Regions from separate parts of the Homo sapiens genome. Here region 2 is linked to region 1. A link is a loop called in an ENCODE intact Hi-C map of the cell type or tissue named here. Cell type or tissue: tibial artery. All regions are shown on one strand. Region 1 has its middle 96 kb from the start of LINC02554. Region 2 has its middle 78 kb from the start of CPMER.

Evidence for each region. Hi-C counts contacts between places; a loop is a spot of excess contacts. Peaks named below come from ENCODE experiments on the same cell type or tissue, not always from the same donor. Only the 100,000 strongest peaks of a DNase experiment are listed, where the experiment ranks them.
Region 2: a loop joins it to region 1, with 2.5 times the contacts of the local background. A loop is called at or near these places in 3 of 110 quality-filtered maps.

What each region holds. Positions count from the first base shown.
Region 1 is chr22:27,403,956-27,408,955 of GRCh38, reverse strand. No RefSeq gene overlaps it. Among named protein-coding and RNA genes, the nearest start is that of LINC02554, 96 kb to the right of the region's middle. RefSeq lists an enhancer at 740-1,292. In tibial artery, a CTCF peak has its summit at 2,879 (motif pointing left); no DNase peak of the experiment used is centred here.
Region 2 is chr22:27,634,566-27,639,565 of GRCh38, reverse strand. No RefSeq gene overlaps it. Among named protein-coding and RNA genes, the nearest start is that of CPMER, 78 kb to the left of the region's middle. RefSeq lists enhancers at 1-634, 635-1,439, 1,652-2,152. In tibial artery, no CTCF peak of the experiment used is centred here; a DNase peak (open chromatin) is centred at 2,282; H3K27ac peaks cover 2,601 bases.

The DNA.
Region 1 (5,000 bases):
GTGCTGGGTGCGTGTCACCCAGAAGGTCAGGGGAAAATGTGCAGCGATCGGGCTAAGGCCTCTAGGGCACACGAATCTGGGGTGGACTGCTAGCTCTGCCACAGGCATGCTGTGTGACCTGAACCTGGTGGCCTTCCTTCCCAGAGGCCCTACTTTCCGTAACATGCACACAATTTCCACACCTCCCTTGTAGAGATGTAGAGGCGTCCCCAAGACAGTATATGTCAAATACTTTACCCAGTGCTTGGCACGCTGTAGGTTCTCAATTAATATATTTTTAAAAACTTCTTGTGTACCACTGGAGTTGGGGGCTGGGCTCCTGAGGACTCCAGGTTCGAGGCTAAATTTGCAGGTCTGCCACCTTCATTTAACAAATATTAATTGGGAACCTAAACTAAGGCCAGGAACACCTGGCGGCACCGCTAGGTATTGTGTCGGGGGCAGTGGCTCTCACAGTCTCATGGAGGAGTCAGGCACAAAGGAAGTTATTGCATTGATAATAATTCCAGCTACCTAACAGGGTACTTCATGGAGGGATAAGGTCAGAGATGACAGGAAGGGCGTCCCTATGGAAATGGTACTTGGCCTGGAGTCTGAAGGATGAGTTAGCTGTAAGGAAGTGAAGAGAAAGAAGGAAAAACATTGCAGCCAGTGGGGACAGCATGTACAAAGGCCCTGTGGTTTGCAGAAGTGTGGTGAGGGGAAGCCCTGACGGGAGGAAGTTCCATTGTGGGTGGAGGCTGGGGAGGAAGAGAGTGTGGGTTAGAGGGGCTGGTAGGGGTTGGTCTTTGTGGCTATGGGGGAGAGGGAGAGTTTGGCCTCCATCCTAGGATTCCAAAAGCCATGGAAGGTTTAAAGAAGGATGTGACAGGCTCAGATCTGGGTTTTTGAAAACTGCCTCTGGCTACCCCAAACCTGGAGTGGACAGCAGCCTTAGGTTGGGAGAGACATGTAGCTGATCCTTCCATGTTAACCTGTCCTGCCAGGGTGACCCCAGGGGAAGGATGTGGCCAGCACAGCCTGTCGGGAGGCAGGGAGCCCAGGTCCCCCTTCGCCTCCAAGCTGGTGGGCTCATTTACATGATTCCTGCTTAATTCTCCCAGGGTATGCAAATGTATGCAAACCACAATCCAGGAGAGGCAAAAATAGCAGGGCGCATTAGCATCCCCCACAGGAATATTGTTTTATGCAAACGATGTGCTTGGAGCCTGCTGAGCAGGCGGAAATGAAAGATGCCTTCCTGGGGGCTCCGGCGAGTCCACCCACCTGACCTTTGCCCTCCAGGACCCTGGCCAGGCCCCTGCTGGGAGGGAAAAGCTCTGGGGTATGGAGGCAGGTGGTGGGTGGAAGACCCTGGCTGCCCAGTGGACAGGGGCCAGTTCAGGGTCCACGGGGTGGGAGGACCCCTGATCCCGCCGCTACCCTCGTCGTGCCCTGGCCTCCACCCTCTGACTGTCTGGTCTTCCTCCCTCCTCTATTCCCCTTCCTCTGCCCTCTGTATGTTGTCGCCTTCCTCTTTGCTTCTCTCTCTCTGATCATTTTTTCTCTTCTCAGCCTCCTCCGGCCTTTCCTTCTCTGCTGAGTCTCTGCCTGACCTCCTGGTCTGCTACCCCAGAATTTGCTCTCGTGCCCCTTGGTCCTTGTCTCACCCCGGGTCTCCATCTTCTGCCCCTCCTCGCATCTCTCCCTGTCTCTGTGGCACCCCGCCGCTTTGTCCCTGTCTGTCTCTGCGATTTCCTGGCTCCCAGTCTCTGTCTCTCTCTCAGTCTGTATCCCCGTCATCTGTCTGTCTGTCTCCATCTCAATATGCACCTCTCTTCACTCCCTTCTTTCTGGCTCTGTCGCTCCCTCTCTGTTTTGTTCGGTTTTGATTTAATTTGTTTTTCTGGCGCTCTCTCTTGTTCTCTTCCTGTCGTTGTCTCTACGCTGCGTCTCCGTCTATTTCATGATCTCTCTGTCACTTTTGCTCTGTATCCCCCACCCCACGTCTCCCTCCTTGCCTCTGCTCTGCTTCTTCTTCCTTAAGAGACCTGGAGACCATCCCAGGACTCACGGCAGCAACCCTTGCTCACATCTGGAGCAGGGGCTATTGGGCGATGTGGGGAGAAGCAGGGACGCCTTCATGCCCCCAAATTCCAGTGGTCACCCAGACCCCTGATGGCAGCCCACAGGAAGGAGCCTGGTCTAGACAGGCTGTGGGTTTTGAGAAGAGGCTGAGCCTTCCCTGATCCCTGGAGGCCTAGGTCTGGCTATGCTGGCCCAAGCTTGCCTGAGGCTGAGGCTGGAATGTTGGGGAGAGAGTAGATAGGAATTAGGCCTGGTTCCCTCTGGGCAGGGACATGTCCTGGCAGCAGATACTTCCTGGCTGTGTGATCTCTGCAAATGGTTTCATCTTTCTGAGCCTCAGTTTCCATCTCTGTAAAATGGGTCAGTACTGGTGTCCAAGTCTTGGATTGGTTGTGGGACTGGCCTGACTCATTGCCATTGTTTACATGTGTTGCACTTACTCAATATTAACCACTACTGTCATGATTGTCATTGCTCCCATATTTCCACTTAAGCTCTTGGTGCCTCAGTTTCCTCATCTGGAATATGGAAAGACTATCTCCTGCCTTTGGGTTGTTGTGGAAACTGGATGATACAGTTGCAAACTTGGCACATAGTAGGTGTTCAATAAACTACCTTTTAAAGTCTTCTTAGACTAGCTGCATGACTTTGGTAAAGGCATGGCTGCCCCTTTCTGGGCCTCAGTTTCCCCACCTGGAAGGAGGTCAGCGCAGAGCACCCTCTGAGGTCTCCTGGCCAAGCTGCACTGGACTGGGGCTCCTCGGGTGGCTGCCAGTCGGTGGTGACTCCACAGTGCCACCAAGTGGCCACCCATGTCACCATGGGGCAAACTTGGGGGCTGGGGACCGACCTGTGTCTAACCTCCCTATCCCTGCTGCAACCCCAGGCCCATTACACAGATGTAACAAGGGCCCAGAGGGGAAGAGCTATGCCCAAGGGCATGCGGCCATGAGTAGAGAGGAAAGCCTAGATTTCTGGGGCTGGATCTCGCTTAGACTTGCTGGGTGACGTTGGGGCAGTGCATTCCCCTCTCTGAGCCATGCTATCCTCACCACATCAGACTGGCCTGGAGGCTTCCTCCAGCAGCCACATCCTCCATCCCTGTGGCTGGTCCAAGGCTACATCACTTCGGTAGTTCACAGTTTTATTAAGCGCCTACTCTGCGCTGAATAGAGGATAAATAATACCAACAATGACAATGACAGTGATAATAATAATGGTAATTATTCACCAGCAATGAAAATGTTCTGTGGGTCAGGCCATGTGCTCAGCATTTGCTCAGTGCCAGCTCATTTAATTAACACGAGGTGGAACTTTCTAAGCACTTTACAGCAATTAACTCATTTAATCCTCACAACACAGTGAGGCTCAGAGAGGAAGGAGAATGCATGTTTTTGCCATTAAATTATTTCACTATATATTTAATGAGCACCTAGTATGTGCTGAGCCCTGTGCTCAGCCCTGGGGGTCCAATGGTGAAGGGCATAGAGATAGTCATGGATCACATGAGCTCACTGTTTAGTGGGGAGAAATACAGTAAACAAACAAACAAAAAATGCCCCGGAATGCAAACTTAGGAAGCATTACAAGAGATTGGAAGGGAATGAAGAGGGAACAGTGAGAGGGAAGAGGGAGGGAGGCAGGTAATCAGGGAATGACAGCCTGAAGGAGGAGGTATTAAAGCTGAGGCCTAAGGGAGGATTGGGAGCCTGCAAACTGTGGAGGTGGAAGGACCAGCCTGCGCAAAGGTCCTGTAGTAGGAGGAGGCTTGCCCCATCAAGAAACGGAGAAGAAGCTATGGCAACCCTCCAACCCAGGAACCCCTCTGCAGCCCCAGATTCCGGTGAAGTTTATATCAGGGGTTCTCAGCCTCTGAGAAAATTACCAGGGAGCTTAAAAAAAAAAAAAAAAAAAAAAAGCCAGGCACAGTGGCTCACACCTGCGATTCCAGCACTTTGGGAGGCCAAGGAGGGCGGATTGTTTGAGCTCAGGAGTTCAAGACCAGCCTGGCCAACGTGGTGAAAACTCCGTCTCTACTAAAAAACATACAAAAATTAGCCTGGTGTGGTGGCGTGCACCTGCAGTCTCAGCTACCCGGGAGGCTGAGGCATGAGAATCACTTGACTCCAACGCTGTGGTTTTGATAAACTTCAATGGCTTAGCATTGTGTAGGGGAGGAGGGTTTCTTTGAAGATAATATTTATCAGTAATTTTCCCCTTTGTGGCCCAGCCCTACCCTGGGGGTCACGTGAGCCAGGATGACTCTCTATGCAGAGTCCTGACTTCCTATCTTATAGACCCCATGTAACAGTTGTGCTAGTAAGTTAACCACAGGTGCCATCTGGGGTAATCTTTGCACCATAATGACCCCCGTAGAGCCTCAGAATGCACACCTCCCCAAAAAAAAGAGTGACCCAAATAAGGCAGCCTTAGGCAGGCTCCACTGAGCTGTGCCCAGAAAAGTGTCCCTCTGGCCATTGCTGGCCCATCCATGGGAATCTTGATTAGAGAGACTGAGGCCACATCTGCATGGGAATCGATTAGAGAGACTGAGGCCACATCTGGGCTGAGTGAGAGTGCTCTGGGATGAATTAGTAATGTCTGCTCTGGTAGCAGCCTGGGGGTTTGGAGGGGTCATTTCTGATAGACTGTAGCTACATTCAGGTTTAGGACATGAGGCCACCCCTGAGAGGTAGGAAGGTTCCAGGCCGACTCCATGGCTTGCCAGCTGTGGAGCCTGGGGAGGCACTAACTCTCAGAGCTTTGTTTCTCATCTGGAAAGTGGGTCCAATAGTTGTATTGTATTAGTTTGCCAGGGCTGCCATATCATAGTGCCACAGACTGAGTGGCTTAAACAACAGGCATTTCTTTCCCCAAGTCTTGGAAGCTAGAAGCCCATGTCAAGGTGTGGGCAGAGTTGGTTTCTTTCAAGG
Region 2 (5,000 bases), 230 kb before region 1:
GGTCACGGATTTTGTTCCTTCTGCAAATGATCTCCATGTGTCACGGATTGGGTTTCCCCTCGTCTGGCCCTGTCCCTCTTGGGACCCCAGGCCCCCCACGGGCTGATGCAGCTGGACGGGGCCTCCCCAGCAGCTCCGTGGCTCATTCTGACCCTGAGATGGGGCCCAGGCAGGATGGGGCCTGGGCATCTGGTTTAACCATCAGAGCAGGGGCTTGTTTCGGTTTTAATGACGCATGGAGACCTCGGGAGAGGGAGAGGGAGCCGACTGGCAAACGGGGTGCAGAGAGGCAGCAGGGCCGATGGGACAGCGGAACTGAACAAACAAATACCGGAGCGTTAATGGGGGACTCTGCGGCCGAGAAGTCGCACTCACACTCATGCACGTGTGTAAGCACACACACGCACACATGCTGATGGAAAAGCCACCTTGCACACACCTACTTGCAGACGTTCCCGCCTCCTTCGCTCTAGCCGTCTAAATGTCATGCTGGTCTCCGCACATTCTCAGTGCCGTCCAGCCCCTCGGCCTTTGCCTAGGCCGGCTCCCCCACCTGGAATGCCATCCCTGCAAATGCCAGTCCTGCGGTTTGCGATGCCCGTGCTTCAGGGAACCCTTCCCTCATCCCACCTCCCCACCACCAGAGGCGGGGCCCCTCCTCCTCAGGCCTGTGGGTGGGGGAGAAGCCGCAGACAAGCTTCTGCTCAGCTGCATGGGTGCCCTGTGATCTTGGGCAAGTCCCTTCCCCACCCCAGAGCCTGAGTTCCCAGTGCTCCATCTGGAAAAGGCAACTCCACACCTCCTGCCTTCCTGGGTTCTCGCAACCGCCTTACTGTGATTGTCCCCATTTTGAGGCTGAGAAAAGAGAGGTTCAGAGAGGTTTAGTAAGTAGTCCAAGGTCACCCAGCTGGTTAGTAGGAGACTGGCTGAAACCCCAGTACCTATGCCTTCCCCTACTTCTGTTGCTGAGAACGGTCAGATCAGCCCAGGAGTCAGACAGACCTGTGCCGACTGCCCCTTGGGCAGAGTCAACTGGGCCCTCATTGTTTCTCGGCTCCCCCTTCATTGTTATTCTGACAGGGGCATGTGATTCACAAGAGCTCATTTGCTCCCAGCCCAGCCAGGGGTCCCTGAGCATCTGCCAACCCCTCTCTGGGCCTCAGCCTCCTCATCTGCAGGTGGAGAAGCGTATTCCTGCTCTCTTGACCCTACCTGCCATGCTAGGTGGTACTTGGGGTGGGAATAGATGCTTCCAGTTCTCAGCAGAGGAAACTGAGGCTCAGGAAGGCCAGGGCGGGGCTGGGATTCAAACCCATGCTTTGGACTTCGTGCCTGGCTTTGTCCATTGACCCCAGACTGCCTTCTGCCTCTAACTGGCAGGTGCAAACCAAGCCTGGGGGGTGCCATCCACCTTGTTAACCCCTTTACTAATCCGGGCTTTGGAGGGTTTATCAGAATAAGCATGAGGGCTGGGAGGGTTTGGGAAGGTGGTCTGGGGAGGGAAAGACTCACTGGGGACTTGGGGCTCCGTGGATCTTTCTGCCCAACTCCCAAGTTCATTTCATCTGTCAAATGGGCATACTATTACTGCCTGCTTTGTAGGTGTTGGTGAGGATGAAGAGGAGTTAGTGGTAAAATATGCCCAGTGCTGAGAATGGTGCCTGGCCTATCCACGCTTCATGTAAGCATTGGCTGGTTACCAGCATCGAGTGTTAGCATTATTTATTAATCATTGGCTTGGAATGACATCTGTTAGGCACCGGGGCTGTCTTTTTAGCAAAGACCTAGTTCACTGTTACAAGGACTTGGGGTTGACTCAGGGTATGGCAATGGCCTTGGCCTCTCCAAGCCTCAGTTTCTGCATCTGTGAAATGGAGATGATACCCCCAGCCTCCCTCACCCATCTTTTGCAAACATAGTCTCTAGCTGTTCCAAGCTGCCAGATGCCAGATCTGCTCAGAGGCCCACACAGGTCTCTCAGCTCATCTCTGACAGCGAGTCTCCACCCCAGGGCTCAGGGAGGCCCAGGAGGCCAGCTTCTCCAGGGTGGGTGGTGGGTACTATTAGACTTCAGTGCCTGGTTTCTCTAACTGCGGGGCTGGCTATGGCCAGGCTGATCCTCCATCTAGACTGAAAATACCCGTGCAAATCCCTCCTGTAAAATCCTCGGCCCCCTCCTGTGGGGCCTCCTGGGGACATGCCAGAGGCTAAAATAAGACCTGAAGTCAGCAGAGGCCTGTCCCCGGCTGCCACCTGATTCTACCAGTCCCTCAGGGACTTGGTGCTCCTGGCACAGACGGATTCTGAAATGACCGTCAGCAGGCAAGTGCCAGGCTGAGCCATCTCCAGTCCCTGAGGAGTTTTAGGATGCAGATTCCCTGGACTGACTCCATGAGGTAGAGTCAGTGGCTCGCAGTCGGGCCCAGGGAAACTGTGTTTTATAAAACTCTCAGGAGGTTGTGCTGACAGCTAGTGTTGGATGTCCATGTTCCACCGCCATTGATACTGACTTCTGTTTGCTTATTCATGCCTTTGTCTCCTTTTCAGTGGTGCTGGGAGCCTCTAAGGGCAGGGCTGGGTTTTCTGTCTGTCTGAGCAAATGCTGGGTGAAATGATGAATGAATGAATGAATGAATGAATGAATGAATGGACAAATGAATGAGTGGATAAGCAGCTCCCTGGAGAATTTTGGACCTTCCCTGCCACTGATGGGGGTGAGAGCTTTGGGGCTGATATTCCCCTGGATACCTGAGCTCAGTTTAGAGGTAGGAGGAGGCATTTTTTTCAGATTGCTTGGAGCCCTCTCCTCCAGGGAGCCGTCCCTGATGCCTTCCCCATCTGCTGTGCCCCACATCCCCTACTTTCCCACCCATCTCATGCCCTTCCCTTGTTTGTTTCCCTCTGCCCAGGACCCACCTTATGCCTGACTCAGGATGCTGTCAGTAACTGTTGAATGACCATGCAGATGAATGAATGAAGTATCTGTAAGACCAAATCTCTCCTTGGCTTTGCCTTCCAATAAAGGGAAGTCTTGGAAGAAGATGCCCCTCTCTTGCCACACTCTGCCTCCCCAACCGTTGTCTTTACTCCAGTCCTGCCACATTTTTCAAGTTCTCTCCATTTTCTCCAGCCACCAAGCCTTTGCACCTGCTGTTCCTTGTGCCTGAAACTCCCTCTGCCTTTGCTAATTCCTTCTTCTCCACATCTTTGCTTCAATGTTTTGGCTGTGAGTTGCCCTGATTGCTCCCCCAAAGCCCCATGTTCTCGCCAAAGCTGCCACCTTCCTTCCTACTTAAAGTGTGAGCTCTTTGATGCAGAGGCTGTATCGACTTCATTTCTGCTTCTCCAGCACCCAAGCCGGGAATGTTTGTTGAATTAATGCATAACCTTGTTAAAAAGCCTCAGCTGTGCTTTCTAAAAATATTGGTTCTAAATCCCAGCATGGCTGGGGGACCCAGGCTGAGGATCCCAGAGACGGGTGAGGCGTGGAGGGTACAGATGTGTCTCTAGGACAGGGCCTTTGACAGGTCCTGCCAGGCCTGGAAATGCTGTTCCATCGCCCAGGACCAGAGACCACTTTTCCACTGAGCAGTGGCTCTCTGGCCTGAGGCTGCACTGACATTCCCATCGCCAAGCTGTCCATCTCTCCCAGAGTTCACAGTGGAACTGAACTGGCTGGAAGTCAGGTAGTGAGGGGTGGAGAAGCAGAGGATGAGCCTGCTGTATGAAGCTCCAAAGGGAGGCTGAAGAGAGAGAGTTCTGGGCTGGGCCCCCACCTGCCCTTGAAACCTGGAGGAGCAGCACCCAGGAAAAGCTCTTGGTAACTTCTCAGGCCCATGTGAATGTCAGGGTTTATGATTATCATCAGGTGACAAGTTCTCATGGTCTGATCCATCTTTCTGAGTGATGGTGATGATGGTAGTATCTCCATTGATTGACAGCTCATGATTGCCTGGTCTAGGGCTGAATGCCGGGGAGGTGGAGAAAAATAATAACACACCGACCACACAGATTGAGTATCTTGAATGTGCTGGGCACTCTTTTGATTGCACTTTCTATATGACCTCATTTAAACCTCTTGAGAACCCAGTTTACCAATGAGGCAACTGAGACCAAGAGAGGCTAAGAGAGTCTCTTAAGGTCACAGAGCTGGGAACAGACAGAGGCAGGATTTGTCTCAGGGCCTCTGTGCCTCTGACCACGATAATATGTGGTGTCTGGGTTGGTCATAGCCCCTGCATTGAGGGGGCCAGGCACTCCCACACTAAACTCTCAAGCTCCTGCAGCTCTTTCGTTCCAACAGGTGCACGCATGCCTTCGTGTCTTCTCTCACACTTATTCAATCAACAAACATTTGTTGAGTACCTACTATGAGCCAGGACTGTTCTCGGCATTGGGCTATGGAAAAAAGTACCCCATGCAGAGGAGATGACTTTTGAGCTTAAGTTATACTCTGGTACGTGCCCGAAGGCAAAGACCAGGTAAATGCACTCACCGTATGTGTGTGTGTGTGTGTGTGTGTGTGTACTCGTGCAAAATCAGGGAAGCCTTCCTGGAGGAAGAGAAGTTGAAATCGGGACCTGAAGGAGGAATGGGAGAGAGAGGGAGCTGGTGAGGGTGCAGCGGCAGGGGGACAGGAGAAGCTCGCATGGGCCGGATGATTGGGTTCGTCCCACCCCCAGGCCTTTGCTTGGTGTGTTCCTCTGCCTGTGACACTTTTCCCTCTTCTTGATATCACTCCTGCTTCCTTTCCAAGTCTCAGGTGAGACATTGCCTCCTCCAGGAAGCCTTCCTGATGGTCCCTCGGCTGGGTCAGTGGCCTCCTCTAGGTCCCTACAACTCCCTGTGCCACCTGAATTGCTTACTAGGCTGTGAGTTCCCACAGGGCATGGCCGGGTCTGGCTCCCGTCAGTGCAAAGGGGGTGCCCAGTGAGTAACTGAATAAATGAGGGAGTGAGTGAAACTGCTCCCCACTCTGCTGTGCTGAGGGTGAAGCCTGC